Regions from separate parts of the Homo sapiens genome. Here regions 1, 2, 3, 4, 5 and 7 are each linked to region 6. Evidence: chromatin loops called from intact Hi-C (ENCODE). Cell type or tissue: ascending aorta. All regions are shown on one strand.

Region 1 (4,000 bases), 80 kb after region 6:
TTCCTCCCAGAGGCCGCACTTCTTCCTGTTCTCCTTCCCAGCCCACTGAGGCCCTGCTCCACCTTAGCAAATTGGACCCCAGCAGTGCAACAGCCATTCCTACTGACCACAAAGTGGAAAGCTACCCCTCTTGTGGCTACACGATCCAGCCACTCAAGGTCAGGAACTCAAAATCTCTTCAGAAAGGCTCCTACCTGCTCGTCACCAACCCGCTGCCCACTCCACCTCACCCCTAGAAGGGAAAGAAACTATAACCAGAGATAATCCTAGTTCACTGCACACCATCCATCCTTTAGGCTGCTAGCGTGGCCCTCAGTTTCCTTCAAGCCAAAGACACATTATTTCCCTGTGAATAAGTGTGTGAATGTGGTTGTGTGGCCCACTCTTCTGTACCCAAGTCGGTCTCACTCACTCGGCAGGAAAGTCTTCGTCAGGCATTGAGGAGTGTTTGTCATTCAGCCTGTGTATCTAAGCATGGATGTATGCATATGAATGCTTTTTGTGTTTCCAAGTGACCCTCTTCACACCTTTAAATGGGCTATTGTCTCTGGAACGCACTTACAGAAATTCTGCCCCAGTTTCCAGCTCAACAAAGTCTGGGATTTTTCTCTCAGAATATCGCTATACATCTCTGTATTTGCATACCCATGTTTACATTCCCCTTGGCCAGTTCTTTATCTCTTATGTATCTCTTGTTCCATTTGGGCAACGGAGCCCAAGTGTCTTGATTTGTCTCAGCACATGTCATTCAAGCGCACATCTTAATCTGAGCATTCGTACTACTTCCATTCTTTTTGCTTTGCCTATAATGTGGCTCTTTCCCAGGCCAGACCAATATGGGTTTGCAGTTTAAATGTAAACAGAGGATCCCTTAAGATCACAAACTCTTAAAGAAAGGAAGAGGAGGGAGGAGGAGACTGGAATGTTAGTAATGAGTTATTTATGTATAGGGTAACCCATCCGCCCATTTCAAGCTGAAGAAAGAACTAGATAAATGTCTGCAGAGGTGTATTAAAATTTTAGACCAATTTAATATTAGCCATATATATACACACACAAACGATGGATCTCACAACACATCAGTGTCCAGCTCCTCTTTGGAGGCTGTCTCCTTGCACATATCTAACTCCTCACAAGTTCCTGGTTAAAAGTATGTCTATTTATATAGAGACAACTCAAAGACCGCTTTGCTCTCTTCAGTGCATACCTGTACATGCTGGCGGGGCATTTCAGGCTCAGGTCCTTGGTCTGCAGCAGTCATAGTCAGAGGCCCCACCCGACTACAGCTATGTGCAGACCTTCCCGTCCTTGAACACCCGCATGAATTCTCTTTGGGAACATTGAGTCTACGTCTGTCTTCCAAACTCAGTTTTTAAAGTGAGGGTGTTCATTGTGTGTGTTCACAGCTCCCCGACTGAGAAATACCTGGTCAAACTAGATCATCTAGCAGCTGCGTTTGGTTTGTGGAAGAATCGAGCCCGATGCACCAAGATGTGACCGTGCACACATAAGAGAAAGGAAAACCCTAGGCCCAGACTCACAGCTCCTCCCCACTGCGAGCTACTCTGCCTCCAGGAATTTCCACTAGGCTCTTTGCCCCCCTTTCCCTATTACACTACCCCACCACGGCCTTTAAAGGGTTAAGAGAAACCCCCACGGCCTTCCCTCCACCCAGCTCGCTGGGCCCGGAGGCTAGCTCGCTCACTCGCAGCTCACAGAGTCTGCTGCCATCTCCGCGCCTCCCCCCCCTCCAGTCCTTCAGCCGGGAGGGAGCCTGCATGCCTGTCTAGACCGATCTATCACCGGCACACCAACAACACCCGCGAGAGCGCGGAGACCCTGCCCAGGTCCCCCGGCCCGCACGGTTCACGGCGGACAGAACCCGGGGAGCGTGACGGTGCCTGCGGGGTGGGGGTAGGGGGCCCACAGGCACTGGCCGCTCCGAGCGCACCACGGGTCCTCTCCAGCTCCGGCCCCCCGCGCTCCCACCAGCCCGGCTGCCGGGGCACAGTCACAGCTCCGCGCGCTGGGCAGTCCTATTTTTATCTTGTCTAATCCTAAACTGGGCGGGGAGCACAGGCGTCGTGCTTAGAGAACAAGAGATAGGCGCGGGAGGCGGGGAGGAGCAGCCAGGCAGCGACGCGAGCGGGAGCGAGTTAAAGACACAGTGGAGGCGACCGCGGGCAGGAAGAAAGAGCGGGCTGCGCGGGCCTCGAGGCGCCGCACGCAACGCGCCGCCCCGCGAAGTTACACTCGCTTCCCCGCCGTCCCTCGCTACCGGCCCCTCCCCACTTCCCAGCGGCGCTCCCCGCAGCCTGGACAGCGAGGCCCCGGCCTGTGTGGGAGGCGGAGGCCAGGACGGCCCTGCAAAGGGCTGGAGAGAATCGCTAATGAGCTGTGCAGCCCATTGATCCGGAGAACACTTCCTAATTAACTCTCAGTCACCTACTGGTGACAGCGCCTCAAAGGACAGCGCTGGGGCCAGCCGAGCCCCAGCCGCGACTTGCCGGCCGGGCGCCTGCTGCCCAAAACCCGCGCGCTCCCCTAAACACCCCAAGGCAATTGGTGTGCGTGGCGGTGTATACCCGCACACTGAAGGCCAGCCTCGGATTAAACCTGGATGGCATATTAATCATCGCCTTCCCCCCCCACTCCGCTCTACGCGCTGAAACCCTGCCCAAAATAAACACGAAAACCAACACTGCAAAACCCACACCAGATAACAGGTCGAGAGAGGAGTGGGCAGGGTCAAGGAACGAGCGTATTCCCTAAGTGTCCACGTACAGGAATCTTTGAGGCTGACAATTAAAATGCCTTCCACGCAAGCAATTCTGTTGGCAAAACCGAACCCAACACTTCGTAAGGATTGATTTCGGCCCGCGGTGTCCGTTTCCAGTGCCACAGGAAGTGTCAGATGGCCAGAAATACCCAAGTCTGTCTGCACTCACCACCCACCACCTTCTGGGGTGGGCCATTTCCTCCTAGTCTTTACTCCCAGGCCATTTTAAGGATCTTTCTCCAAAAGACTACCCCTAGAACCAAATACCACACTACCCCTCCTCTAGCGTCTTCTCAAAACGAAAAAAGGGGGGGAAAACACAGCTAAAACCCCGAGCTGTCTAGTCTAGACGCAGCGAGGCTGTGCGAATACCTATTTGAAGCGCGTTGGTTTCTTTTTAAGGTTTGTTTCTAAATACACATAACCCTCCTCCTTCCTTCTTCGCTCTTCCATTCCCCCCACCCCCACCCTCCAGACGCCGGCGGCGCGCGCCCTGGCGCGCGGGCACTCACAGCCTCTAGCTGGAGATCGCGGACTTTCTGGAAAAGATTCATTAACAGCAAATTACGCCTCGCCCGGCCACGGCCTACACGCTGCCAGACTCGTCCGTCTCCGGGACCCCGGGAAGGGCCCACTCGAGCGTGCGAGCGGCGGGAAGCCCGCCGGGACCACGCGTGACTTCGGCCGCCCTACTCCACACACGGTGCCCCAAGGCTCTCTCCGTAAACAGCAGGCGCTCGTCACCGCCGCCGCGAGCCCCCGAGTTGGCGGAGGCTCTGCGGCGCAGCCGCCCGCCGGCTCCGAGCGCGGGCCCCGCGGCGCCTCGCCCTCCCCGCCTTGGCCGAGGATCTTGCCCCGGTGCGCAAGTTCCTCTTCGCCTACAGCCTCCTTGCCACACGCCCTCCGAGTGGGACCAACTTCCTCCGGCCGCAGACTTTCACACGCCCATCAGGGCTACCCACCAGACTCCCCATTGCCCAGCGGAGGGCCCAGGTCTCGCCCGCCCCCGCCCTCCCTCCACGACGCTGCCCCCGCACAAGCACATTCTACACCCACCCCTGGGGGCTCATAACTTAAAACCTACGCTGAACATCGGGGAGGGAGAGGAGGGGGAAAGCGGGAGGGGGATCGCAGATTATAATCTTAAAAGAACATTTACAAAACAAAGCGTCTGACCTGGCTGGCGGGCGGGCCAAGTCGGAACCCCTTGCTCTGCTCGAT
Region 2 (4,000 bases), 280 kb before region 6:
GAGTGAAAGCTTCCTGAGGCCTCACTAGAAGCCAAGCAAATGCTGGTGCTATGCTTCCTGTACAGCCTACAGAACTGTGAGCCAATCAAACCTCTTTTTATACAAATTACCCAGTCTCGGGTATTTCTTTATAGCAATGCAAGAATGGCCTAACACACTTCATATGTCTGGTGCTTGAGCTGAAATAATTCAAAGCCTGGAACAGTTGGCCAGTGCATCTACAGGTGGCCTCTTCATGTGGATTGGGCTTCCTCCCAGCATGGTAGCCACGAGTCAGACATCTTACATGGCAGCTTGGAGCTCCAAGCATGAATGTTACAGCAAACAAAGCAGAAATTGCATGGCCTTTTATGACCTAGTCTCAGAAGCCACACAGCATCACTCTTTCAGTAGTATTTTGGTTGAAGCAGTTACAACCCACCCCCACCCCCCACCCCGGATTCAAGGGGAAGGACCAGAGAACCTGCCTCTGGATGAGAAAAGTGTCAGAGAATTTCCTGCCATGTTTCAAAACCGTCAAGGGGCTGACTTCTGTACAGTACCCACTTTCACTGTCAGCCAGCCTTGAACACAATATTCTTTTATCAGTAGCAGTGACATTAGGGCAACACTGGGGATGGGGAGGAGAATGGGGAAGTGAAGGGCCATGAGCAAAACTTTGGTTTGTCTTTTTTCAGCATCTGATTCTACTCTCATTTCTTCGAGTCCATCATAGTCCCTCTTTTCCTACCCTCAAAGCCTGAGTGCAGGTGAGGTTAGCCCTTTACGCCACCCCAGGGCTTCTATCCTGAGAAGCAAAGTGCTAGAATAGAAAGCGATAGATAGATTGTCTCTGAGATTATGGCCTGGGTTCTTGGCACAGCAGGATTCTAGGGTGTTTGTTTTTCATTCCTGTCCCAAGAATGCACCTGATAACCTCCCTGGGCCTCTAAAAAAGCACCCATCATTTGTACAGGTCCTTCCAGGTGCTGAGATAGGAAAAAAGAGGGATCCCCAGTCAGGGCTGGAAGGGAAGCTACCTCCCCTCCTCTTGGGGAATTCAACCCTGTCCTTTTTATGATTGAGGGAACCAAAGCTTAGAGGGGCTGTGACTTGCCCAGGGTCACCAGTGTGTCAGCGGCTGAGTTGGAACTGTGCAGAATTCACCCTTCACCCTGGGGCATTTGCACCCTGGGGCACTTTCCACAGTCGACTGACTGCGGGGAGAAGTGGGAGGAGGTTACACTCAGGGCAAAGCCACTAAAGGCCAGCATTCGACCAGCTCAGCCAGCCTCCCTGGGCCTCTTGGCAGCTCTGGGCCTGCAGGGAGGGTCCTACCCACCCCAGCCAACCCTCAGAGGCCCCCCAGGCTGCCAAGGCCACGTCACCGCAGCCTGCGGTCTGCCCAGCTAATGGCAGCTGCTGCGAGGGGAGTGGAGCCGCAGTAATTACAGCATCAAGGAATCACAAATGGATCTGCAAAGATGACATTAGGAGCATTAGACCTGGCACGGCTGCCTCCGGAGAGGTCGCTGGGAGGAGGCTGGGGCTGGGGCCTGGGGATGGGAGACAGACGTGCCTCTGTCTCACCCCACCCCCTTCGTTCCCAACCGGGGCTGCGATGACAATGCCAGGATTCACAAGCCCCTCGCAGAAACCACATCGGCCGCCAGTCTCGTGTGTGTCAGCGAAGATAACAGATGTCTTTCACAGGGAAGTAATTGCTTGAAACACAACTGGACAACCCCCCAGGAGGTTGCATTACAGGAAGGAACCTTGCTTTTGGGGCCGAAGGTGGGGGGGTGGTGACCTGGTAGGCAGTCCCCTCCCCAATTCCCTTGATCCTTTGACATCCTAATGAGTTGTGCTGGCCTTGCCTCTTGCAGTCCGCAGCTCTGTGGAAGGTAATTATTATGTCAAGCCTGGTTGAGGGCGTTGGTGGTGGGGCGGGGCTTCCTGGGTGGAATTTGTGGCTGGAGGAATTCCCCAGAGGCTGGAAGGGGTTAGCAGAGGAAGAATTGGGGGAAGGGCCAGGCCTTGATCAGTTACCATCCTCCAAAGCCTGAGAAATGGGTCTGAAGCGGCAAGGCTGCCTTTGGCCAAAGCTAGCACCAGTAGGTGTCACTGTAGGAAAGGAGGGGCCCCCGGGGCTGTCTGCGGATGGGGCTGGTAAAAATAGAGCTCGCCTGTGTTCCCACTGCCAAGTCGCCAAGCCTGGTGATTTATAAGGCTGGGAGCAGACGTGTGTGTAAATGTTTTTGCGTGCGAGATGTGTAACCAACCGCGGGCTGGCTTTTTCAAACTTACGAGGAGAGAGTGAGGGAGGGAGAGAAGGGGAGCGAGAGAAGGCAGCCAGGGTGGGAAGCACATGGGCCACTTTTATGTAACACTCCTCTGATACACGCCGCAGTGGGGATTTATGCTCTCTTTGAAGTAAATTGCATCCCGGTGCACCATAGCATGAAAGTTAAGATTTACCATGGCTGGGACCTCCGAGACCCTGCTGGAAGCTAGAATAATTAGCACAGCATTTGGCTGCCTCTCCTCCTGCTCTGCGGGCGGTGACAGGAGTGGCACTAATAGATCTTCCAGGCCTGAGCCTCGTGTGTTTGTCATGGGGTCCATGGTGGCTGTGGGCAAGGAGGACCGTGATCAACTGGAGAAATGGAGGTGGGGGGAGGGACTGGGACTGACCTTATTGCAGGGGACAGTGGGACCTGCCCCACCAGGGAGGAGCTGGGTGACAAACCAGCTTGGCCCCACAGGGTTCAGGTGCCCCTCTGTCAGGGGTTGGGCCAGAGTGCGTGCTTCGGTAACCCAGGGAACTCATTTATAAAACAGATTCCAGTGCCAGACTCCCAGCTTGCTGCAGGTGGGAGTCCTGGGGCACTCCGCCAGTTTGGAGGTCCCCTGGATTATATCAACTCTCATATTTAATGTTTTTCAAAAGGCAGTGCCTAGGACTCCCATCCCTCCTGACTTTTCTCCCTCTTCTCCCCTCCTCTTCCTGCAGGCACCTTCCCTGTGTCATTTCTCAGAGGCCGTGCATTTTCATGCTGGAAAAGCTGAGACTTGAACTTGATCAACAAACCCCAGAGTCCCACAGGGAAAGTCCTAACAGCCGCCTGGTCACTCCAGTTCTGCCAAGAAACAGCTGCGTGGTCTTGGACAAGTCCCAGCCCTTCTCCAGGCTTCAGCTTCCACACTGTATCATGATGGGGTTGGATTTTTACAAGATCATCTTGAAGGCCTTCATTAACAGTCCGTGATATACTTGACTCTCCCCCTCCCCTGGACACCCTCATGGAGCTCTAAGGAATCAAAGCATAGAAGTAATGTCCCTCTGGGGTTCCAGGTGCTGCGGTAGTACACCAGTGTTGGGAAGAAGAGCTAGCAGCACCGCTCACTATGAAGATTCTAAGTGCCTACTCAGCAAGGGCTTTCCTGAGGTTGTAATAAGCTCCTGGATCAGTTAACTCTTCCGCAAGGCAGAGCAGCTTTCCAGACCCCACTTCATCATCACAATAAGTAAATGACAGCCTGGGCAACAAAGTGAGACCCCACCTCTACGAAATTAAAAAAAAAAATTAATTAGGCAGGCATGGTGGCATGTGCCTATAGTCCCACTTATTTGGGAAGCTGAAGTGAGAGGCTTGAGCCCAGGTTTTCAAGTCTGCAATGAGCTATGATCGTGCCACTGCACTCCAGCCTAGGCAACAGGGCAAGATCTTATCTCAAAAAAAGAAAGAAGGAAAGAAGGAAAGAAAAGAAAGAAAGAAAGAAGGAAAAGAAAGAAAGAAAGAAAGAAAGAAAGAAAGAAAGAAAGAAAGAAAGAAAGAGAGAAAGAGAGAAAGAGAAAGGGAAAGGAAAAGAAAACAAAAGACTCTCACAACATTCTTTTAAGGTTGCGAATAAAATTGTCCCCATCACACATCTGAGGAAACTGAGGCTTTGGCCCAAGTGAGTCAAAGGAGTGTGATGAAAATATAGATTTTGAAATCAAAATAAGTGCAAATCTCAT
Region 3 (4,000 bases), 370 kb before region 6:
CCTAGTCTGGTGTGTTGTTGAAACATAATAAATTTTTGGCACTTTTAGAGCAGATGTATGAAGAAATTAAGTTCAGATTTAAATTCCAGATCGTTTTTTTAAATGTAGTATGTTCAGATCCGTACGTAGAAAATCGAAGCCAAAAAAGAAAAAAATAAGATCTTTTTGTGTGAGAACCAGTGGTTCTCAATTGGGTGGTGGGGGAGAGGGTTGCTTCTCCAGGCGACATTTGACAATGTTCACAGACACTTTGGGTTATAACAACATGGGAGGGGGGAATGGGTGCTACTGGCATCTAGTAGGTAGAGGCCAGGATGGTGCTAAACAGCCTGTAAGGCACAGGACAGCCCCCACAATGAAAAATGATCTGACTCAAAATGGTAACAGTATGTTGAGAATGGACGGACCGGCAACGGCAGCATCACCTGGGATTCTCAGGCACATCCCAGAGCTACAGAATCAACAACTCTGGAGTGTATCTGAAAGCATTCTACATGTTAACCAGTCCTCCACATGATTCTGATGCACGCTCAAGTGTGAGAAACCCTGGTCTAGAGCTCCCCATTCCATACATTAACCACGAATACAGAGCTATTAATTCAAACAAAATAAGATTTAGAATGCAGTTCCTCAGTCACAGTAGGCAATTTCAAGAGCTCAGTAGCCACATGTGGCTAGTGGCTACCATATTGGACAGTACAGATCTAGAACATTTTCATTGCCACAGAAAGTTCTAGAGCTTTGTTCAGCAAGGCTTTCTCATGAACAGGAAAAGCCAACAGGCACGTAGGCTGAGGAAGGTTTCTACCCCAACGCAGTCACTGCCACCTCTACACAGAAGCATGTGAGGGTGAGCTGTGGAAAAGATAGGACCATGTGGTACATCTGAAAGAGCCCTGGGCTGAGGTCAGGAGGATGACATTTTAATTTCTGCATCTGACTTACAAACTTGTGGCACTGTCATGTGCTGGTTGAGGGACAAAGTGCCAGGCATTTTATCCTTTTCTGCCATAGACTTTTTTGACGCTCTGGTGAAGCTCATGGACTGCTTCTCAAAAGAAGGCTTGTAAATGCATAAAATAAAATAAAATTACAAAGAAAACCAATTACATTGAAATGTAGTTATCAAAATAAAAAAACACAGTTGTGCTATTGTAATATATATGCTTCTTTATTAACACAGTAATTAATAAGATAGAGTGGCAGGTCTAATAACCACTGTAATTTCAAAGAAGTGATAAGTGAAAGTGATATTTTGAGATCTGCATAACAACAGTAATATGATATGAAATATCTGTGATTTCTGTTGGAGACAAGGTCTCAGGTACTGCTAATACCGCCGTGATTTGTTGCCTGCATTCATAATTGAAGGAAACACTAAATCTCATTAGAAAATTAGTGGAAATAAAGAGGCAATTTTTTTTCATCCAAGTTCACAGCCTGATGCATTTAGAACCTCTGGTGGTGTGACTTTACTGTCCCCTGTCCTCCAAGGGATCCTCTTCACCCCACTAGTAGAAGCTGAGCAAATAGAAAGAGGGAAGAGACCCACGAGGGAAGTTTTAGGGACCAGACCTGAAAGTGACTGTGTGTACATCACTTCTGCCCTCACTCCACGGGCCAGAACTAGTGGTTGGGGTGGGGGTGCAGGAGCACTGTGGGGGAGGCTGAGACATGGTCGCCCTGACACAGGTGGGCACATTCAGTCTCTGTCACACCTAGCTACCTCAAAGATCAAATAAGAAAATGGATATGAAAGCGTTCTGCCTCACCGGAAAAAGAGTTTGATTTATTGAAAACAAAATTATCTTGAGAGATTGGGCACAGTGGCTCATGCCTGTAATGCTAGCACTTTGGGAAGCCGAGGCAGGCAGATTGCCTGAGCTCAGGAGTTTGAGACCACCCTGGCAACATGGTGAAATCCCGGCTCTACTAAAATACAAAAAATTAGCCAGGCATGGTGGCGGGTACCTGTTGTCCAAGCTACTGAGGAGGCTGAGGCACTAGAATTGCTTGAACCCAGGAGGCAGAGGTTGCAGCGAGCAGAGATTGCACCATTGCACTCCAGCCTGGGTGACAAAGCGAGACTCGGTTTCCAGGAAAAAAAAAAATTATCATTAAAGCTACAAACAAGATGGTGGGGGCCCTTCTTCCAGCAGAGAGCTGGAGAGACGAAACACCAGCTTGGGGGGAATACTTTAAGGGTGTTTCCAAGACTGGAGGTCTCAGCTTTAATACCAAAGCCACTCCTGCCCCACTTCCACGCCAGCCACCACTTTTCACCCCTCCCCTCCCCCACCCTGGGAAAACCTAGAAAAGTTTCGGGACTTCAGGCCTGGTGCAGCCCACCTCCCTCGGTCATTCAAATCAGGGCCTGGCAGGCCCCCAGGAGGGAGGTAACAAAATTAAAAATAGCCTCTCCTCCAAGAAAAAAAATTAAAAATAGATTCCAACCCACATGAAAATTTGGGTGGAAAGAAAGGAAAGGAAAACAAAATGAATCATCTTTATGTGTTTTGCTGAGCGAGAGCCCGTTGCCATGGCTACGGGGCCCTGTGTGCAGGCCTGGTCTTTTCCAGCAAGTTCAAGGCCCGCCAAAGAGCCAGTGGGGGCGGCCCTATCACCAATATGTTATAGCCATCGGATCCACGATCCCCCAACGCAGTCGCTGCCACTGAGCAGGTCGTATTAATGACTGTCACAATTAATTTAGTGTTTCCTTCCGTTGTGATCTATCGCTGTAATTGAGCAAACGAGAGGACTTGTTTGGGTCTCCTGGGAGTTTAGGGAAATCTTGCCTGGTTTTGCAATCTAGACAGTCAGGGGAGGTTATGCGAACTTGTGGAGAAGCCCGGTCTTAAATCATAGAGTGGGAAAGCCAGCTCTCCAGCCTGCATCAGCCAGCCGCTGTCTGCCTTCCTGGTGGGCTCGCTGGTGCTGCACGTGAAAGGCCCCATGAAGACAAGGAAGGGTAAGAGGATCAGCAAGTCCGCATGGCCTCACTGGCTGGTGAAACAAAGCTGGGACAGTGGCCCAATCCCCCCAGTAGGTGATGTGCTTGGGAGACACTCCCCCAGATTAAGAAAAGCTGGATTCATGAGGTCCCCTTCTCAGAACTGGAGTTTTAGGCCTTAACCTAAACTGGAAAGGGCAGCCTAGGGCTTTGGAGAAGGCTCTTGTCTCACATACACTTTTCTAAAACAGTAGTGTTCTGCCTTAAGAAAACCAAATACATTGAAAATTCAAACTTACAAAATAAATAAGAGGGACAGGGGAGGAAGAGAAAACTCACTTCATAAAGAATTTTTTACTTTAAAATAATTGGCCTGGAAATGTTCCACATAAGAAACAAAAGAGACATGTCAACTAAATTCAATATCTGATCTTAGACTAGATCTTATGCTATCGAAAGCATTATTAGGACAATTGACAAAATTGAAATATGAATGGTAGAACAGATTAAAATATTACACTTATGATAAATTTACTGAAGTGGATAACTATACTGTTGCTAACTGTACTGTGGTTCTATAAAAGAATATTCTTATTCTTAGAAAATATGAAAGTATTTAAGAATGAAGGGCCATGATGTATGTAACTGCTGTGGTCTGAATGTTTGTGTCCCTCCAAAACCCATATGTTAAAACCCTATCAATGTGATGGTTTTAGCAAGTGGGGCCCTTGGGAGGTGGTTAGGTCATGAGAGTGGAGCCCTCATAAATGGGATTAGTGCCCTTATAAAAGAGGCCTCAGAGATATCCCTCACCCTTTCCACCATGTGAGATCACAGCTGGAAGGCACCATCTGTGAATCAAAAAGTGGGCCCTCACCAGACACTGAATCTTCTGGCACCTTGTTTTTGGACTTCCCAGTCTCCAGAACTGTGAGCAATGAATTTCTGTTGTTTATAAGCCACGCAGTTTATGATATTTTGTTGTAGTAGCCTGAATAGACCAAGACAGCAACTTACCCTCAAACTGTATTTTAAAAATTATATATT
Region 4 (4,000 bases), 140 kb after region 6:
GACCCAGGGGGCACCCCCACCCTCGCCCAAGGCCCGAGGGTGGGGGACAGCTGAAATGTCTTTGGTCTTGTTTGATGACCGCTTGGCGGATCTGCTCCCATCCGGGTTCTGCCGTTCCGAGAGTGCCGGGTCAGTGATACCCAGGCCGGTCTGAGCAGGCATGTGGATGAGCAAAAGCAAATCTGTCGCTCCTCCGACCGCCACCCCTCACTTAACCTTTCCTGCATCCAAGGAAGGGGAGGGCACCCAGACTCTGCCCCACCCCCCGCGGGGCGCTCCCTCTGCCTCGGAAGCTGAGACTAAGAGCGAGGGTTTTCCCCCTTTCCCCTGGGCTCGCTGGGTTTCTAACTTCCTCTAAACCTCCCTCCTCGCTCCGAAAAGCCCCGAGGAGAGGAGCTGAGAGGAAGCACGCCGCTAGTGTGCAAAATGAAGACCATGTGTGAGGACGGCGGCATCAGAGTGCAGCCGCGGGGGTTAGGGGGTGGCAAAGGCCCCCGCGCGGCCGGAGGCTCGGGGCCGCAGCAGCCAGTGCCTCTGCTCTGCGTTGGGGACTCGGAGCCGCAGCGAGAGGCAGTGGAGAGGCAGGGCTGGCCTCGTGGCGGGAGGCGAGGAGGGGGTGCGAGGGCTGCCGCGCCGTGGGGGGCAGGGGGCGGGGACGCAGCCCCGGCTTCCTGGGCCGCAGCTGCGACCGAGGGCGCAAGAGCAGATCGTGCTCTGCGGCGGTGGCGGCTCGGGCCCGCCGCTCTAGCAGCTGAGAATCAACAAAGGGAGGCGGCGGGGGAGGGGCGCCACCGAGCGTTCGCTGGCTGCTCTGGAATAATAAAAAATAATTAATAATGATAATAAGAGAAAAATCCCCCGGCTTTCATGGCTCTGGGTTTCCGTGTGGCTGCAGCGGGAAGCGCGCTGTCCTTGAGGCGGCCTCTCTCGCCTGGCCTGCCCGCCCCTCCCCCTCCTCGCCCCCTCCCCTCCCCAGGAACCGGGAAGAGAAAGGTCTGCAGCTGACAAATATTATCCATTCTCCCCATCGATCGCGGAGTGTACAGATGTGAGCGCTTGATGTGCCCGCGGAGCGGCGGATCCTCCCTGCTCGCTCGCTCTCGCCCAGGCTCCGCTCGCCGTCCCCCTCCTCCCCCTTTGTTCTCCTCCCCTTTCCCTCTCTTTAAATAGATTTCAGGGCGCTGCCTGTTGGAGAGCAGCTGGCGATCTCTCCCGAGAGAGGGAGCGAGCGAAGCCCGAGGTGCCCTGTCACCAGCCTCCCCTCCCCCACCTCGGCTTTTCTCTACGTCCCCCCCACCCCACCTTTCTCCAGTTTCCAAAATAGAAAACACCGGGAACACCCACGTCCACTGCACCGCGAGCCCCTGGGAGCCTTTGGACCCCTCGTGCTGTTCCTTGTGTCTGTGTCTGTGCAGAGGAAGGGCAGTGCAGGGAGGGGACCCAGGGCCGCGGCAGAAGAGCCAAGGGTCCGGATCTTTCCCTGGCAGCAGCAGGGACGCAGCGTGGGTCACGCTAACAGGGTACAGTTTACCCATTAGGGAAAGTCGGCGGAGACGGCCCTGTTATTCCTCTTTTGCAGATGGCAGATTAATCCGGCAGCACCCGGCCTCAAAGGGACCGGCTGCTCGGCAAAGGGTTAACCCGTCGGCCGGTAATCGTGGACACGCGCGCACACACACACACGCACGCGCGCGCGCGTCCTCTCCGCCTGCCCGAGCGCCCGCCGCGGCCCGCAGTGCGCCCGGGGCTGGGGGAGTAGCTGCGGGAGGGGAGGGGGTCGGGGGAGGGGCGGGGCGGGCTTAACCAGGCCGCTCGACTGAGCCGGGGCCACCTCGCCGTCTGTCACTTAAATGATTGTCCTCCGCTCCGCTCAGTGCGGTCAGTACGGGCTGTTAACAGGCAGTTGCAATCAGTTTCCGAAAGGTCAGCCAAGGTCCTCCGGCTCTCGCAGACGGAAGGCATTACGAAACCGCTTTTGTATCTGCAGGCACTTTAGAAAAAGAGGCGAGAAGGGGCGCACCGCAGTGCCGCGGCTGCTGCGACCGGGGGAGAGGGTCGGGGGCTGCGGAGCAGAGGAGTCCGCACCCCCGCGGCCAGGGTCAGGCGGCGTGGATATCACCCGCGGAGTGACCCAGGGCCTCCGGGTTTCGGTGGGGAAGCAGGAAGGGGGTGGGGAGCAGGCGGCAAGGGAAGGAGGAGTGGGAGGAAGTGGGAGAGGCGTCCTGGCTCCTCTCCTCACCCAGCCAACAGCCCACACCCGGACCCAGACGGGAGCGGGCGGCCTTGGACGCGAGGAGACCCCACTCGGACTCTCAGGCCCTCCTGGCGCCTGGAAGTAGGGAGGGGGTGTGGGGGGGGGAAAGACCCTCGCCGAGCGAGCGAGTCCCAGCGCGGTGTCTGAAGACGCTGCTGCCGCCGCCGCTAGAAGTCGTCCATCAGCAACCAGTCCAACCTGCCAGTGATAATGTGCGATCAACACCAAATCACCCCCGCCAGGCGCGATCCATCATCGCAGCGCGCCGCGGGCCCGCGTGAGGCTGACTCGCGGCTGGGGTGGGGAGGGGGGGCGCGCGGAGCAGGAGGCGGTCGCCCAGCACACCCGGACTCTCCGCGCACCTCGCTGCCCCTCCTGGAGGCCTGCACCCAGGCGCTCATAACTCTCCAAGTTCCCCAGCTACAGAGCGAAAACCCAGTGGCTCCGAGTTCTGGGCACAGCTCACTTAGGAATCCGCGCGTCCTCCGCGCCCTGCTGTCGTGGTCACACCCTGCAAAGCCATTCCAGCCTCGGAGCTGCCCTGCCCATCCCCTCCCCCTCCTCCGAGAAACCGTGGCTGGCAGGAAATTAATATTTAATATCGTGAAATTGATTAAAGGGCTGGAAGCCGGCGATGGGTTGGGGGGAAGGGTAGGGACTCCTAGCGTAATTAAAGATCTGAGAGTCGTGGTCGTTCCTTGTCGGCCCTGGCCGCACGTGGCCTTTGTGAAGCCGAGGCGGGGTCGGACTGGGCTGAGCCTGGCGAGCCGGGGTCAGGAGCCCGTGCAGCTTAGGCTCTGGCCCGCGCGGCCGGGTTTTTTCGGGGCGGGGGTAGGGCTGGGGCGGCACAGCAGCGGCAGGGGATGAGGAGGTGACCTTAGGGCACCCGGGGCTGCGCGCAGAGCCACTCTTCCCCTGCCCGCCTGCACCGTGGGCCACTGGAGCCCGAGGGTCGGGTGCTACAACTGCTGTCTTGCTTGTACAGCACAGAAGCGCCTTTACTGACCAGGTGGCCTCGAGGGCGCACCGCCTACCCCCCAGGCCCCCTTTCAGCAGCCTCACTCTGGGCCCCGCTTCGAGGCGCCTCCCCAACCCCTGACAGGAGTCTTCTGAGCCCCCCACGCAGCCCTTCGGGAGGGGAGTCAGGTTCACCTTTCCCCCTGCAACTTGGAAATCCTAGGGCTTAGGCGCCCCGGGGCCCCCCGCCGGTTCTCTCCTGTCCAGGCCCCAGCCTGGTACGCTCACGCCTGGGGCAGCTTAACTCGTTCAGCTGCGCTGCAGATGGGGCCTGCTGCTCGAAGCCGCTGTCTCCAGGGAGTCGTCACCGAACCAGCTCGGCCAGCCGCCTGTCGTGCCGTTTAAGGTTACCGCGCTTCCCGCGAGGGGCATCGGGACTGGACCGGGCAGGAGGTGGGTGCAGCTGAGGCTCCCTGGCCACCCGAGCTAACGCTAGGAGAGGAATTCGGTGTGCAAAAGGTCAGCGGTAACCCATTGGCCCTGGCTACAGTTTAGAAGTCGAATGGTTGGCTTGGTGGTGGGGTGACCCCAGCTCACGGAGGCCTGGCTCCAAAGGGCTGATGTGAACTTTTTCTTGTATCTGATTTTTTAGTGAAGCACTCTGAAAAGTACCAAGTGTGCAGAGGGGAGAAAACACAAAACACATCAAGCTGCGTCCTTGGCCCTAATCAGGGGAGCAGGAAGGCCCTCCAGACTCCAGGCCCTCCAGACTCCAGGCCCGCTGTGGGG
Region 5 (4,000 bases), 160 kb after region 6:
GCTTCCCCTTCACAGCCTCCGGCCCCTACAAGACGCTCCCAGCCAGCCTCCGGAACAAACCCGCAGCCCTAAATCAGAATTCCAGTTCTCGAGCGCCACCCGGAGAGTTCACATTTCCCCTCCTCCGAGGCCGCGTGGTGCGCAAGAAAGAGCCCGAGGGCGGCGGCAGCACACGTCTGGGCAGCCCCCTCCCCGTACCCAGCAGCGTGTACGCAGGAAAAGAAAAAGCCAAGAGAAAAACGTGGACTGTAAAAGCCAAAACGCAGAACCATCTACTACTAACTACCGACAACCCCAGGCGGGAGTTTGCAAGGAGTAAGCAACCCTCTAATAGAAACTACAACTAAAATAATTCCTCTCTTCGCGTTCTATTAAGGTCCTGGAAGGTGGAACGCAAAGGGGACCCTGTCTTCTTAGGACACAGACTGGCTGCGCCGATAGTGCTCAGCCCCGCACCTCCTGAGCATACATTTAATGTTAGGCAAAGAGCAAGTTTCCTATCTACCGTTTGACCACAGTTTCTCACAGTATTTCTAATTGATTCAACGTGTATTAGATTGAAACAAAAATGATCTTGGTTGGAATATACACGGGCAACCTGTATTTAGATGGGGTAAGTTCCTGCAGCTATCTGACCACATTTGTCTGGTCCCTCTGAGAATCCACGTTTTCTAGCCCGAGAAGGGGCAGGCGGCCCTCATGGCGCCTCCTTCGGCGGTTTCCTGGCGAAGCGCCCATCCTCCCCAAGCACCAGGAACGGAGGCCGTCCATATTAATACTCGCGGGCAGCCTGTTCTGACCTATACTGTCATTTTTTCCATCGGTCGGGATCGGGCTGGGGGTGGGGTGGGGCGGGGGCTCTCCTCCGAGGGGCTCAGCACGGATCGTTGGGTTTTCCCCGGCGAACTTAACACGGAGGCAAAAGGGGCAGATGGAAACCAGGCCCCGGCTGGCCCCGCGCGCGTAAGCGCGGCACTCAGCAGCTCGACGCAAAGCCAGGGCTGGATTTTCGCGGCCCGGGCCCGGCGGCCGCCCAGCGCCCGCGCGATCCTCTCTCCTTCGGGTTGAGCAAACGTGGTCGCCTAATTCCGCCCGGGAGACAGCAGCTGTGCGGCGAGAGGGGGAGAAAAAATATCGCAACTTTTCCAACAGAAAGTGTGTGCGCACACGAGAGGTGAAGGCCCACCCCGATTCTGTGCACGTATCGACACAGCATCTAATCAGTGTCACTGCCAGGAATACGCTTCCGCGGCGGGCGACACCGCCGCCCTCGCCAACCTGCAGGAGGGAGGGGGGATGCAAATGGCGTCTCGCGTCGTCCTAGACTCCGCGCAGCACCCGCTACCGCGACTCCAAGCAGACGTTGCAGCAAACTGGGGTGCAGCGTCTGGGGACGCGAACGCGCAGGCGGCCCGAGCGGTCGCAGGGAAGAGGAACTAGCACCACTCCCCGCTACGAGACCGTTCCCCGCCCCCACCTCCGGAAGAGCCGCCCTTACTCGACTGGGGTGAGGGGCGGGAAACTTTGCAAGAAGACTGTTCCGCGCCTTCCCCGCGTGGCACCTCAGAAGAACGTGGGTGGGTTTCCCGTCCGAGGCCAGACCACGCTACCCTACTTTTCCAGGTTTCGGACCTGAACCTCGTGGACTACGGGAGGGAGAGTACATTTCGGGCCACTGCGGGGGGCGGAGGGACACCAAAGACAGGCGTCTTCAAGGGTTCTGGCAGATGGCCAAGTTTGTGTCCTTTCCCTCCCACGCTAGAGTAGCGCACGCCACTTTGGGGAAGCGTGAGACCGTTCACCACCGGCCACGAGGCCACCAATGTCTTCCAGGTGGGGCCGATGGTTTGTCTGCAGCACTCCCTTCCGCCTTGCGGTCCTCGCCTGGCTCCCACAGTCCTGGGGAGCCCCCAGAGCTAGCCCGCGTCTTCCCTCGCCCGCTCTTCCGGGGGAAAGGGAGGCTGTTTGTGTGGTGTGTAGCCCCGCTCCGGCTTGCACCCCCGCGAGCCACCTCGCAGCCCTCCCCGGCCTCGGCCTCACGGATCCCCTCCCGGAGTAGCCCCGCGGGCCCCCCCGCCATGCGTAATGGGGCGCCCCTGGGACGCAGGCGGGGATGGCGGTTCCGGTCGTTCCGGGATTTGCGTGCAAGAAGAAAACAAGGCCGGCGACTACAAGAGCGGCGACTCCATTCTTGGGGTTCAGACGCCCTCGCAGCCTCCGCGTCGGTTCCGCTCTCGCCCCGGGAGCCCGCTTCCGTGTCCCTGCCCCCGCCCCCCAACGATTCCTCGTCCGGCCCGTGCCGCACCACGCGGAGCTCCGCGCGCCCTGGCTCCCACACCGGTCCCTCCATAACTCGCGCTCCTCCCTCGCTCCGGGCTCGGGGAGCCGCTCGCTCCCAGCGCCCAGAGTCAGCCGGTTCCACCTTCGGCTGCGAGAGCCGCCGCCCCGCGCCACCCCCGCCCGGCCCGGCCCTTGTCCCAGCCCGGCTCCCCCGCCAGCTGCGCCGCCACCGCCGCACGTGACCCGCCCCCGTCGCGGCTTCCGCTGAGCTGCCTGTTCCGGGGCACAAACAATTTTTGCTCTGACGCGGGGTCTCTCGGGGGCCCTGGCGTCCTCTACTCCCTGCTCCCCACCCCACCCCACCCCCTACCTTCCGGGTAGGAGAACTCAAAACAACTCGCTGACCTTCGGGCCGACCAGCTCCGTCTTCCACTGACTCCAGCATTCCGTTCAAACCCAGCAGCCACGGCTTCTAAGATTTCACTCCGCTCTGGGCTGGGGGGGAGGGGGCGAGTTCTCCGGGAGGGGGTGTCTCAGATCGAAAGAGCCACTTCACGCTCTTTCTCCTCCTCCGAGGTGAGTTTTTAGACTATTTGGAGGCCTTGGGGAAACGCGAGCAGCCGCGTGCAAAGGAGCCCCCCCGCCTTCTCCCCGCACATGCAGCCTTGTCTAGTGTGACCCGATTTCCAGGGTCAGCAGCAGAGGGCCTGGCCAGCTTCGGAAATACCACCAAGCGGTGGACTGTGGCACCAGGCAGAGCTGGGGTGGAGGACTGTGCTAAATAATAATGGTAGCTCCTACTCACGTGGTCTGTGCTAAGTTCTTCACAAGCCTTCCAACTTTACAGAGTGAGAAACTGAGGCATAGGGAAAGGTCAGTCGTGTAAAACTGGGTAAAGCTCAGTTACTCAGCTAAGTAAGTGACTTAGTGAGGATTTGAACCCAGGTCTCTGAGTTCAGGGTGGTTAAACATGCTGTAAGTATGTTACAGTGCATACCTTGGTATCCACAGTACAAACCTGTCTACAAAACCCAGTGTTTGCTTGAGAGCTGTATATTTGGCGTGTAACATTGTGGCTGGCATATAGTAGGCACTCAATAAATATTTGTGGAATGAATGGGTGTCAGAATAAATGATTGACAGAATCATTGATGACAAGTGATGAGAGAAAACAGTCCTAACCATTGTTCTTCCTAAGAGAAATAAAAACCTCTAGCTGTTTTTTGAGTGTTCGCAGGTAACAGGAAACTCTTATTCAAAAATATATTAATCTCCTACCCCTATCCCCTAGCCAACCACCCTGGTAGTCATTTGAACTTGCTGGGGCACATAGCCAAAGCAGCTTCTACTTGGTCTCGGCCATTTTTTCCCAACCCTGTTCCTGTTCTGTAGGATTCTGCTCAGGGTCAGGCAGCCTGGAACTGCAATTGATGTGATTCTGAACACATAAGCAGCAGAGGAGGAGGGTACACCCGCCAAACGTGGTTCGTTGGCTTCCCTTCTACCCGCTGGTGGGGGCTCGGGGGAACGTGGCTTATATCTCTGTGGTTATTTTTGAATTCACGGACCACCCTGTGCAACTGGCTTCAACCCTCACCAGCTGTGAGGTTGCATCTCGAAGTGTAGGCAGTCATCTACTTTAACCGACAGCTCCGCGATCCCAGTCAGTGGGACCACATCTGTGATTTGAAGAGCTGCCACTGGTGCTCTGTACTGTCCT
Region 6 (4,000 bases):
ACACAACACGCACACGTGTGCGGGAGACTCGAGGATGCCCTGCCTCCATCGCTCACAGAGTGAGTACCAAGGCCGAGCGAAACGGCACCCCTTTGGTGGAAGACACAGTGTTGGGACCAGTGGTGGCCTCCGCGCTACGTCTTCTATCGCAACCTCTGGGTTTCCTTTGCAGAACTGCATACCCCAGAGCAGAGGCCATGTGGAGACCTGCGGCTTGGTCCCGACTGGTGCAGTGGCCTCTGCTCTGGTGTGGGCTGGCGGTTTCCCCGCGCCCGGTGACCTTAAGGGGGTTTCCGGAGTCGCGCAGCCAGCCCTTCCTCCCAGCTTCTCCGGCCAAGGCCGCTCTCGGCCGCCCAGCCTGGTCGGGCTCGGCTAGTCGGCTCCTCGCCCCGGGCAGGAGTGCGGTTGGTGAAAGCACTCGGGGCCTCACCCACGCTCTGTGCACACGCGCCCCGCCGGGGCGGGAGCCGGAGCCGCGCTCCAACAGCCCGAAATTGCCAAATGGTCGCTGGGCAGGGTTGGGGATAGACTTTGGGAACCGGGTTTGAGCTGGAGAAGACGAGGAAAACGAGTGAAACGGGAGAGGCGGGGTGGGGTGACGGCTCATAAATCATCCAGCCCCACCCTCGGGCCTCAGTGCAGAGGCGCCCTAGCCCCACGAGGAAGAGGAGGTTCACCCAGCCACTCCTGGCCGACCTCTGAGCTCTCCGGGAGCCAGCGCCCCACCCTAGGCTCAGGCCGCGCTAGGACCAGCTCCCGGCCCAGATCGTAAACCACCCGCCGGAATCGGCGGAAAGCCGCCCTTGGACACAGCGCGCATCCGCCCAAGGGGAAGTTTATTTATAGCTTGTAAACGTAAAGGAAACCAGACCGCGCTACCTCGCCGCGCTCCGGCTGCTTCGCTCCCCACCTGCCCACCAGGAGGGCGCGACGGGTGGAGGGAGGTGGGGTTTGGTTCTGTGCCCCCCCTCCCCCGCTCCCGCTCCGCTGCCAGGGGAGAACAGGGTCCTAAGAGGCTGGCAAGCCTTACATTCCTCTCGGGACGCCTATCCAGTGCCATGAAAGCCGGAGGGGGCGGAGGACAGGGCCCGGGCACCGGAGTGGTTAGGGTGGGGGTGGCCGAGCTGGCCCACTTGGCACGGAAGGGCAGGCAGGCCAGGCGACGCGGCGCGAGATTCCACAGCTCCCGCTCCGGACCGGGGGAAATCCTGGAGTGCCAGAGAGCCCGGGGAGGGGGCGCTCCGGGAGCCTCTCCTTGAAAGGCGGGATGCTTTCCCCGTTCCTCCCGCGCACGTGTCCTCAGCAGAGCAGGCAAGCGCTGCGCGCCTGGGGCTGCGATCCTCGGGTGACAGCGACTGAGAGCGCGCCCTCTCCACCCCCACCCCCGCCGTCGCCGCCTCTCCTGGGGAGCTCCAGTCTCCAGGGTGCGCTCGGGGCAGGCCCCAAGAGCCAGAGAAACGGAAAAGTGCCGGGGAGGCGATTAGGAAGAGAAGACATTAAAAAGCCCAGCCCTGAAAGACAGGCAGCCGAGCTGAAAAAGACGCCTGCGAACCCCCACCCCGCCGCCCCTCGCCTACTGCGCCCAGACGGCCCCTCCTTGTCCCGGCTGAGCGCACCCACCCCCGGCCTCGGCCGGGGCGAATTCGTGTGTGTGTGTGTGTGTGTGTGTGTGTGTGTGTGTGTGTGCGCGCGCGCGCGCGCGCTCGAGTGCCGGGAGGGCAGTTGCGAAACGGGCTCTTGGCTGCAGCGCGGCATAATGGAGGTGGCTGGAACAATGCGCGCTTTGTGCGCGCGGGGAGTTGTTTTCCACCCGCCTCGCCCCCCTTGCTCGGGCCGTATGGCACTTTAATCTCCGCCACGACTCGGCACAAATGCACTTGTGTCCTGCGGGTCACTGGGGGCCGTGCGGCTGGAGCCGCCCCCACCCCGACCCCCGCGGAACCCACCGCCGGCTGCCCCATCTTCCTTCCTGAGCACCCCCCACCACCACCTCAATTCCCGGCGTGGGCCGGTGAGCTGGCGTGGAAGCTTCCGGGCCCGCCGGCCACTTTTATTTTCCGTGAAGACGGCCCCTCCCCCGCTCCACGAGCGCGCGCGCGCACACACACACACACACACACACACACGCCGCCCGCAGGCCCCACACTCACCGCCCTCTCTCGCCTAGCCTCTCCTCGGCCCGCCTCCGCCCCCGCCCCCGCCCCCGCCCCGCGCTCCGGACTCCTGCGAACAATAGTAAATGTCAACAGATTCCGCGCGGCGAGTGTCTGACTCGGCCGAGATAAGGGTGCGCGGTTGGCCCCGCGCTCCTCGTCGCCGCGGGGGGAGCCCACCCTGACCCCGGCTGGAAGGAACCGGCTGTGACTAAACCCGTGCCGGGAGAGGGGGGCGGGAGGGCAGGGCACCAGTCCCAGCTCGGTGGGGCAGCCTCGCCAGGAGACCAGGCCCTGCCCCGCCCCCACCCCACTTAACCCGTTGCCGATGGGGGAACCTATGGGCACCGTAAAAGCCGCGGGGTCGACGTGGCGGTCGGGCCTGCTTTTGGCCCACAGCTGCAATCTCCAGAGGATATCGGCAAAACGCTGATCCACGTGAGGACTCGCAGTTTTCGACCTACTGGGAGCCAGCACCTGAAGCAAAGGATTCGAGTCCTGATGTCCGGAGACTCATTAAAATATTTTCCTAAGCGCGCACACACTCGCAGGTCCTCCTCCTTGGTCGTCGGTAACCCACCACCCAACCGAATTAAAATTCGCAAATTGATTCCCACGCGTTGGTATTAATGGGTTGTTCCTCTTAAATTGTTGCCAACTTTGCTAATGGATTATTATTTAAATGATTTCTTTTTCATAAAGTACGTGTTGTTTTATAGATGCGTATTTACTTAAAGAAATCAACTGCATGTATTAACATATTAAAGAGAGAATAAAGCATCGGGGCCGGTGTAATGTACTGTTCAGCCTTACTTTGGGTGCTCTCGAAGATAGGAAAATCTTATTTGTTTAATAATAAGTCACTCATGAATATGCAAATGGCATCGGTGCAGTACCTCACTTCTGTCACTATTAATGAGTTGCAAATTAATGTGACAACAAAAGGAAAATCTATTTAGTGGAGGAACTCAGGTTCCTACCTGGGGAGATCACAAGCAAGCCTGGAACTTGAGTCTCCAGGCAGGAGAGGACTGGGGATGGACACGTACCTCCTCACGTAGTGTTTTCCTGGAGCCTCCACTATTGTTTGGTTTCAGGGACCTGCTTTGTCAGGAACCCCTTAAAATTCCTGCTCCAGACCAGAGGAAGAAAGGCTGCTCCAGGGTAATTAGGGCCAAGTGTGATTAATGGAAATCAACCCACAGTTTGAAGTAAAGCAGTTGGCCAAGCAGATTTTGGGGGGTCTCCTCCCCCGAGCTTAAAGATTCCCCAAAGCCTTTTTGACCTCTGTTGCTTTGGACAGGGTTGAGGACGTAAATAGCGAATTAGCCCTCACAGGCCTGATCACAGGTATTAAGACAGCACCCTATGCACTTGAATTTTACGAGGTGACTTTGCTGATGGGAGATTTAAGAGCAGATCAGCTCATTTTCCTGCCGACCTACTTCCCAGAGGTTACAGACTGAAGTCTGGTTGTCTTCCATTTGAGCCTTCATTCTTTTCTGGCCTACACACCAGAGCCTATTTTTATTTCATCGATGATGCTGAAGAGAGTGTTTCTAATTCAGTTAAGTTTGGAAACATCGCTGAGAAAAAATAAATGTTGAGCTGTCCAGAACTGTGAACGAATAGTTCAGGTGCCTGGATAGCATTTCAAAGAAGCTGTTTGACTAGGGAACCTTCTGGAAAGATGCACGTATTCGATATCTAACCTGGTTAATGGTTACATGGTTTTATACATATGTAAAAATTCATCAGGCTGAGCATTTAAGATCTGTGCACTTCACTATGTCTAATCTATGACTATGTAAAGCCACCCCAAAGCTTAGTGGTCTAAAACAACAATA
Region 7 (4,000 bases), 1.2 Mb before region 6:
TGGGATTACCTGAACCTTTTGCCCTATGCCAGTAACTGAATTTTCTGGCATGCCTGTTTTGTTCCTTGTTTGGAATTACATTTATTGACTCTCTAGTGATGTGTTTGGTTCAAATTTTGTTTCTTTTGCTCTGCAATATCCTTTTTCAAATCTTCCTAATTGTTTATTATTTTTCTATTCTTATCAAGGTCTTCTATAGCTGGAAGGACTTGTAGGTTGTATTTGCTTCTAGATTTACATCTTTTGTGTACTAACTCTGTCCAGACTGTCTAATATGATGTAGGTGAATTCGCCTTGACTTCATTGTACCTTGTCTAGGTCTAGTTTTTTTATTATTAAGGTTGGAAGAGTAAATTATGGAAGACTTGGGCGTGTAACTGTTGAACCCGTCCATTGGATAATGTATTTATGACACTGTAGCTTCAACAAAATGAAGCTACAACCCATATGTATATGTATATATGTGGATTTGTAATTAGGACTTGAACATATGAAATATTGATAATTATGTGTTTTCTCCCTAATTTGGTGTTATAATTTGTAAACTTTGAATCTAATTTCAGAATTTAAACTAACCAAGCTGACACATTTTAACAGGATAGAGTGAAGAAAGAACATTCTCATTCTTCCTTCTATGCTGATGGTACAAGAAAGTCCTGGAATCCTAAGGATCTAGGAAAAATCAACTTGAGAAGTTTCTATGTGGTAAGAAAAGCTATGATGTGTCTTGCCCTTTTCTCATCTACCATATTGAAATTGAATGTACAGTTCTGTATACGGTTCAGAGTTCTTAAAGATGTAGAAATGATGAGAACATAACAAAAGGTATTCTTTAGTATTCTCAACTTTCCCTGTGCTCTACTTCTTCCAAACGCAAGGCTAAAGACGCTTTAAAAAATGAGATTGTGACAAAATGCTAACTACGACATATTCAGACATTCCAAAACCTGAAAGTGGATCTGAAGCCAGCAGATTCACTACTCACTGTTCTTAGGTTTTGGCATTTTTCTGTCTACCTTCTCTCAACTAAACCTTCATGACGGTTTTTCCTGTAAGGACAATTACAATAAGATACACTCCCTTCCCCATCTTAACTCAGATTATTATGATGCTATTTCTGCATTTTTGTATCATGTGATGGTGGTTTCTTTGTGGTATATGACAAAAATGCCCTTCTTCTTGACTCCACAGGAAGAAAACTGGCTATTAGCTTGGGACTTCAGCAAGGCACTTAGCAAGGTCTCTCATAATATCCTGTGGTCAAGAAGAAAAATATAGGCTGGATGACTGTACAATTAACATGATTCATAGCTGGCTGGAACAACTTATGCCAAAAAGTGCCAATTAATGGACGGATATCAAACTGAAGGAGCTCTCCAGATGTTCTACAGCAATTTGCCTCTTGCCCAGTGGTGCCTGGTACCTATTATCAATAACTTGGATAAATATATAGAATAGTTATCAAATATATGGGTAAGATCCAAGTGCATTACAGCACAGAATCAGGACCCAAAATAATAAAACAGGCTGAACTAATGGGCCAAATCCAATGAGATAAAGTTTAAGTAGGATAATATAAAGTTCTGTACTTTGGTCCAAAAAATCCCCACTACTCAAGTATAGGGTACACAAAATTTTGTTATATAGATGGCAGCATATAGATGTAGCTGTTAAAATAAGTCCATTAAATGTTAGGCAGCATTATAAGCAGTAGCTATCTATTGAGTAGTAGAAAGAACATTGGATTTGGCATTAGAAAACTGGGTCAAATCCCAGTTCTGACAGTTTGGCCCTTAAACTCTTTGATCCTTGCTTTCTTCTCAGGGTGGTTGTGAAGTTAAAATGAGTTAACATGTCTTTTGAGTTAACAAGTCTAATTTCCAAGCACTTGTGCTCAATAAATATGACCTAGAAAAATTACCATTCACAATAATATAAGTGGCTGTGCCACTCCATTTTGTCCTAGAAAAGATGGTACTTGGAATGAGAGGGGCCACACTCAAAAGCAAACCAGAGCTACTTCTAAAGTTAGTGACTAGGATGGATGAGCGACTCAAAAGAGAACATGAAGAATGGCTACAGGAACTGGGGATAACTGACTTGAAGAACAGTAGACTTAAGGAGACCATATCTACCTTCAAACATCTGATGGTGTGCTTCATGGCCTTCTGTAGAGCTCCAAAAGATAGAAGAACACTGGAGAACGGAAAATAGAAGAATGTAGGCAAGGGCGACCACTTGGTGGGGATGTTGTGAGCGATTTCAGCACAAGTGGATGGTTGGACTACATGGCCTTTAACACGAGAGTCTGACTGTCATATTTCTAGGACATTTTTCATGAAATGGATCCTTCTAAGTCTGTCTCAAAATAATCCAGGATCTCTGCTATCTTGGGTTGGGCTGGCTTCTTGCCTTAAAATATCATCTTTCTTCCAGTTCTAGGCCAGATCTCTTCTTTATCCAGTCTGACTTTCTTGCACCAGTTTACTCTTGCTGACTACTTTGTTCAGGAATTTCTGGTCACTTTTAAAATGTCATTCCCCCCCCCCAAAAAAAAACTATCCAAGGGACACAGTACAAGGATAATTTGTGGACATTTTTGGGGAGATGAGCCAGCAAAGCATGCTTTCCAGGTTGCTTAATTAAAAGAGTGGGAATTAAGAACCAGAATTTAAGAGTTCCGGCAGGGCGCTGGTGGCTTACGCCTGTAATCCCAGCACTTTGGGAGGCCGAGGCGGGCGGATCAAGAGGTCAAGAGATCGAGACCATCCTGGCCAACATGGTGAAACCCCGTCTCTACTAAAAATATAAAAATTAGCTGGGCGTGGTGGTGCGCGCCTGTAGTCCAAGCTACTGGAGAGGCTGAGGCAGGAGAATCACTTGAACCCGGGAGGCAGAGGTTGAAGTGAGCCGAGATTGCTCCACTGCACTCCAGCCTGGCGACAGTGCGAGACTCCGTCTCAAAAAAAAACAAAACAAAAAAAAAGAGATCCAGAATTCCAGAATTGCAACTGTGAACCAAGAAGTGGGGATGGGTACCTCAGACAAGGCTTTTACCGGAAATTTAGCATATAGGATAGAAAGCAGAGACCAAAGACCTCTTGCTTTGAGGCTGTTGGCGTGCTACAAGGACTCGAAAGTTATTTGTTCAACGGATGACTTCTGTTTTCTGGAGGCAAACTGAATTCCGGGCAGGTGGCTCAGCACCTCCAGCCTGTTCCAGATCGGGACAGGGAAGGTGCCTGGGGCAATCAGTGAGGTTTCCAACCTTCCTTAGGCCTGGGCCAGCCCGCTCCCCTCCCATGTGACCCCAGGCAACCATTTTAATTTTTTTACAGCCAAGCGTAGTGGAGAACTGGCTGCGCGCCGGTTGCCAGGGACGCGGCAGCCAGCTTGGCGGGGCTGGGGTGAAAGAGGACGCTGCGTGGGGGAGGGCTCCGCGGCTTCTGACTGGCTGGAGCATCAGGATTCATTTGCATAATATTTTCTGACGGCTTCTGATTGGCTGAAGCCAGAGGGGCGGTGGTGGGGTGATTCCAAGGGCCCAGAGCTCTGGCCGGCGGACCTTTTCCTTCTGGAGTTTCCCCGGCGGGTGTGAGTTGTTGCGGGGTCTGGGGGAGCTGGGAGGCCCGGTTTGGGAAGTTTTGCAGGCAGGTGCATGAGCCATCTTTCTCTGAAAGTGTTTAAGAAATGTTCAAGAACAGCGGCCAGAGTCAAGAAACTGGGGGATGAAGGGTTATCTCGAGACTAGACGGAAGGAAACGTATCAGGGGAGGGGTGGAGGCCAGAAGGAAGGAGTTAGGTAGGGGCCCTCTCCCAAGCTGGCGTTTTTGCTGGGTGGAATCCTTTTGCTAGATCCCTTGGATTTCCGTTTTCCGTGTGTTATCACACTGTTGGAACTGGGAAGAAGAGAAAAAGAGGCAAGATTTTGGCATTTAGTAAGTTAAGTCTGAATACCGAGTTTTCATCCGGGTGCATACGTACTTAAAATACCAAATGG

What was found. A loop is a pair of places that touch in the nucleus more often than their neighbours do. Peaks named below come from ENCODE experiments on the same cell type or tissue, not always from the same donor. Only the 100,000 strongest peaks of a DNase experiment are listed, where the experiment ranks them.
Region 1: a loop joins it to region 6, with 5 times the contacts of the local background. A loop is called at or near these places in 72 of 110 quality-filtered maps.
Region 2: a loop joins it to region 6, with 3 times the contacts of the local background. A loop is called at or near these places in 22 of 110 quality-filtered maps.
Region 3: a loop joins it to region 6, with 7 times the contacts of the local background. A loop is called at or near these places in 3 of 110 quality-filtered maps.
Region 4: it touches region 6 in a loop (4-fold over the local background); 54 of 110 quality-filtered maps call a loop at or near these places.
Region 5: it touches region 6 in a loop (3-fold over the local background); 44 of 110 quality-filtered maps call a loop at or near these places.
Region 7: a loop joins it to region 6, with 8 times the contacts of the local background. A loop is called at or near these places in 3 of 110 quality-filtered maps.

Annotation. Positions count from the first base shown.
Region 1 is chrX:40,092,505-40,096,504 of GRCh38, forward strand. The region is part of intron 1 of BCOR (BCL6 corepressor); the gene reads right to left. Among named protein-coding and RNA genes, the nearest start is that of BCOR, 3.5 kb to the right of the region's middle. RefSeq lists enhancers at 288-914, 2,988-3,037. In ascending aorta, no CTCF peak of the experiment used is centred here; a DNase peak (open chromatin) is centred at 2,098; H3K4me3 peaks cover 2,768 bases; H3K27ac peaks cover 2,162 bases.
Region 2 is chrX:39,728,813-39,732,812 of GRCh38, forward strand. No RefSeq gene overlaps it. Among named protein-coding and RNA genes, the nearest start is that of MIR3937, 70 kb to the left of the region's middle. RefSeq lists an enhancer at 1,943-2,237. In ascending aorta, a CTCF peak has its summit at 2,099 (motif pointing right); DNase peaks (open chromatin) are centred at 1,369, 1,669, 2,189 and 3,099; H3K27ac peaks cover 2,432 bases.
Region 3 is chrX:39,642,875-39,646,874 of GRCh38, forward strand. No RefSeq gene overlaps it. Among named protein-coding and RNA genes, the nearest start is that of MIR3937, 16 kb to the right of the region's middle. In ascending aorta, no CTCF peak of the experiment used is centred here; DNase peaks (open chromatin) are centred at 2,497 and 2,883; H3K27ac peaks cover 670 bases.
Region 4 is chrX:40,153,295-40,157,294 of GRCh38, forward strand. It overlaps a transcript of BCOR not described here. Among named protein-coding and RNA genes, the nearest start is that of BCOR, 57 kb to the left of the region's middle. RefSeq lists a silencer at 492-541 and an enhancer at 3,320-4,000. In ascending aorta, no CTCF peak of the experiment used is centred here; a DNase peak (open chromatin) is centred at 1,898; H3K4me3 peaks cover 2,638 bases; H3K27ac peaks cover 2,291 bases.
Region 5 is chrX:40,174,322-40,178,321 of GRCh38, forward strand. It overlaps a transcript of BCOR not described here. Among named protein-coding and RNA genes, the nearest start is that of BCOR, 78 kb to the left of the region's middle. RefSeq lists an enhancer at 575-624 and silencers at 1,985-2,034, 2,055-2,144, 2,405-2,604. In ascending aorta, no CTCF peak of the experiment used is centred here; DNase peaks (open chromatin) are centred at 940, 1,260, 1,750, 2,540 and 3 weaker places; H3K4me3 peaks cover 3,221 bases; H3K27ac peaks cover 3,317 bases.
Region 6 is chrX:40,012,741-40,016,740 of GRCh38, forward strand. No RefSeq gene overlaps it. Among named protein-coding and RNA genes, the nearest start is that of LINC03053, 5.5 kb to the left of the region's middle. RefSeq lists enhancers at 1-24, 1,762-2,261 and a silencer at 1,016-1,105. In ascending aorta, no CTCF peak of the experiment used is centred here; DNase peaks (open chromatin) are centred at 571, 1,231, 1,721, 2,391 and 1 weaker place; H3K4me3 peaks cover 2,663 bases; H3K27ac peaks cover 2,663 bases; H3K27me3 peaks cover 1,216 bases.
Region 7 is chrX:38,797,894-38,801,893 of GRCh38, forward strand. MID1IP1 (MID1 interacting protein 1) reads left to right here and starts at 3,566. Exons shown (of 3, transcript NM_021242.6): 1 at 3,566-3,594. It overlaps MID1IP1-AS1 (MID1IP1 antisense RNA 1), which reads right to left. Exons shown (of 2, transcript NR_046706.1): 2 at 3,355-3,899. RefSeq lists enhancers at 3,263-3,557, 3,587-3,666, 3,776-4,000. In ascending aorta, a CTCF peak has its summit at 2,259; a DNase peak (open chromatin) is centred at 3,448; H3K4me3 peaks cover 534 bases; H3K27ac peaks cover 1,462 bases.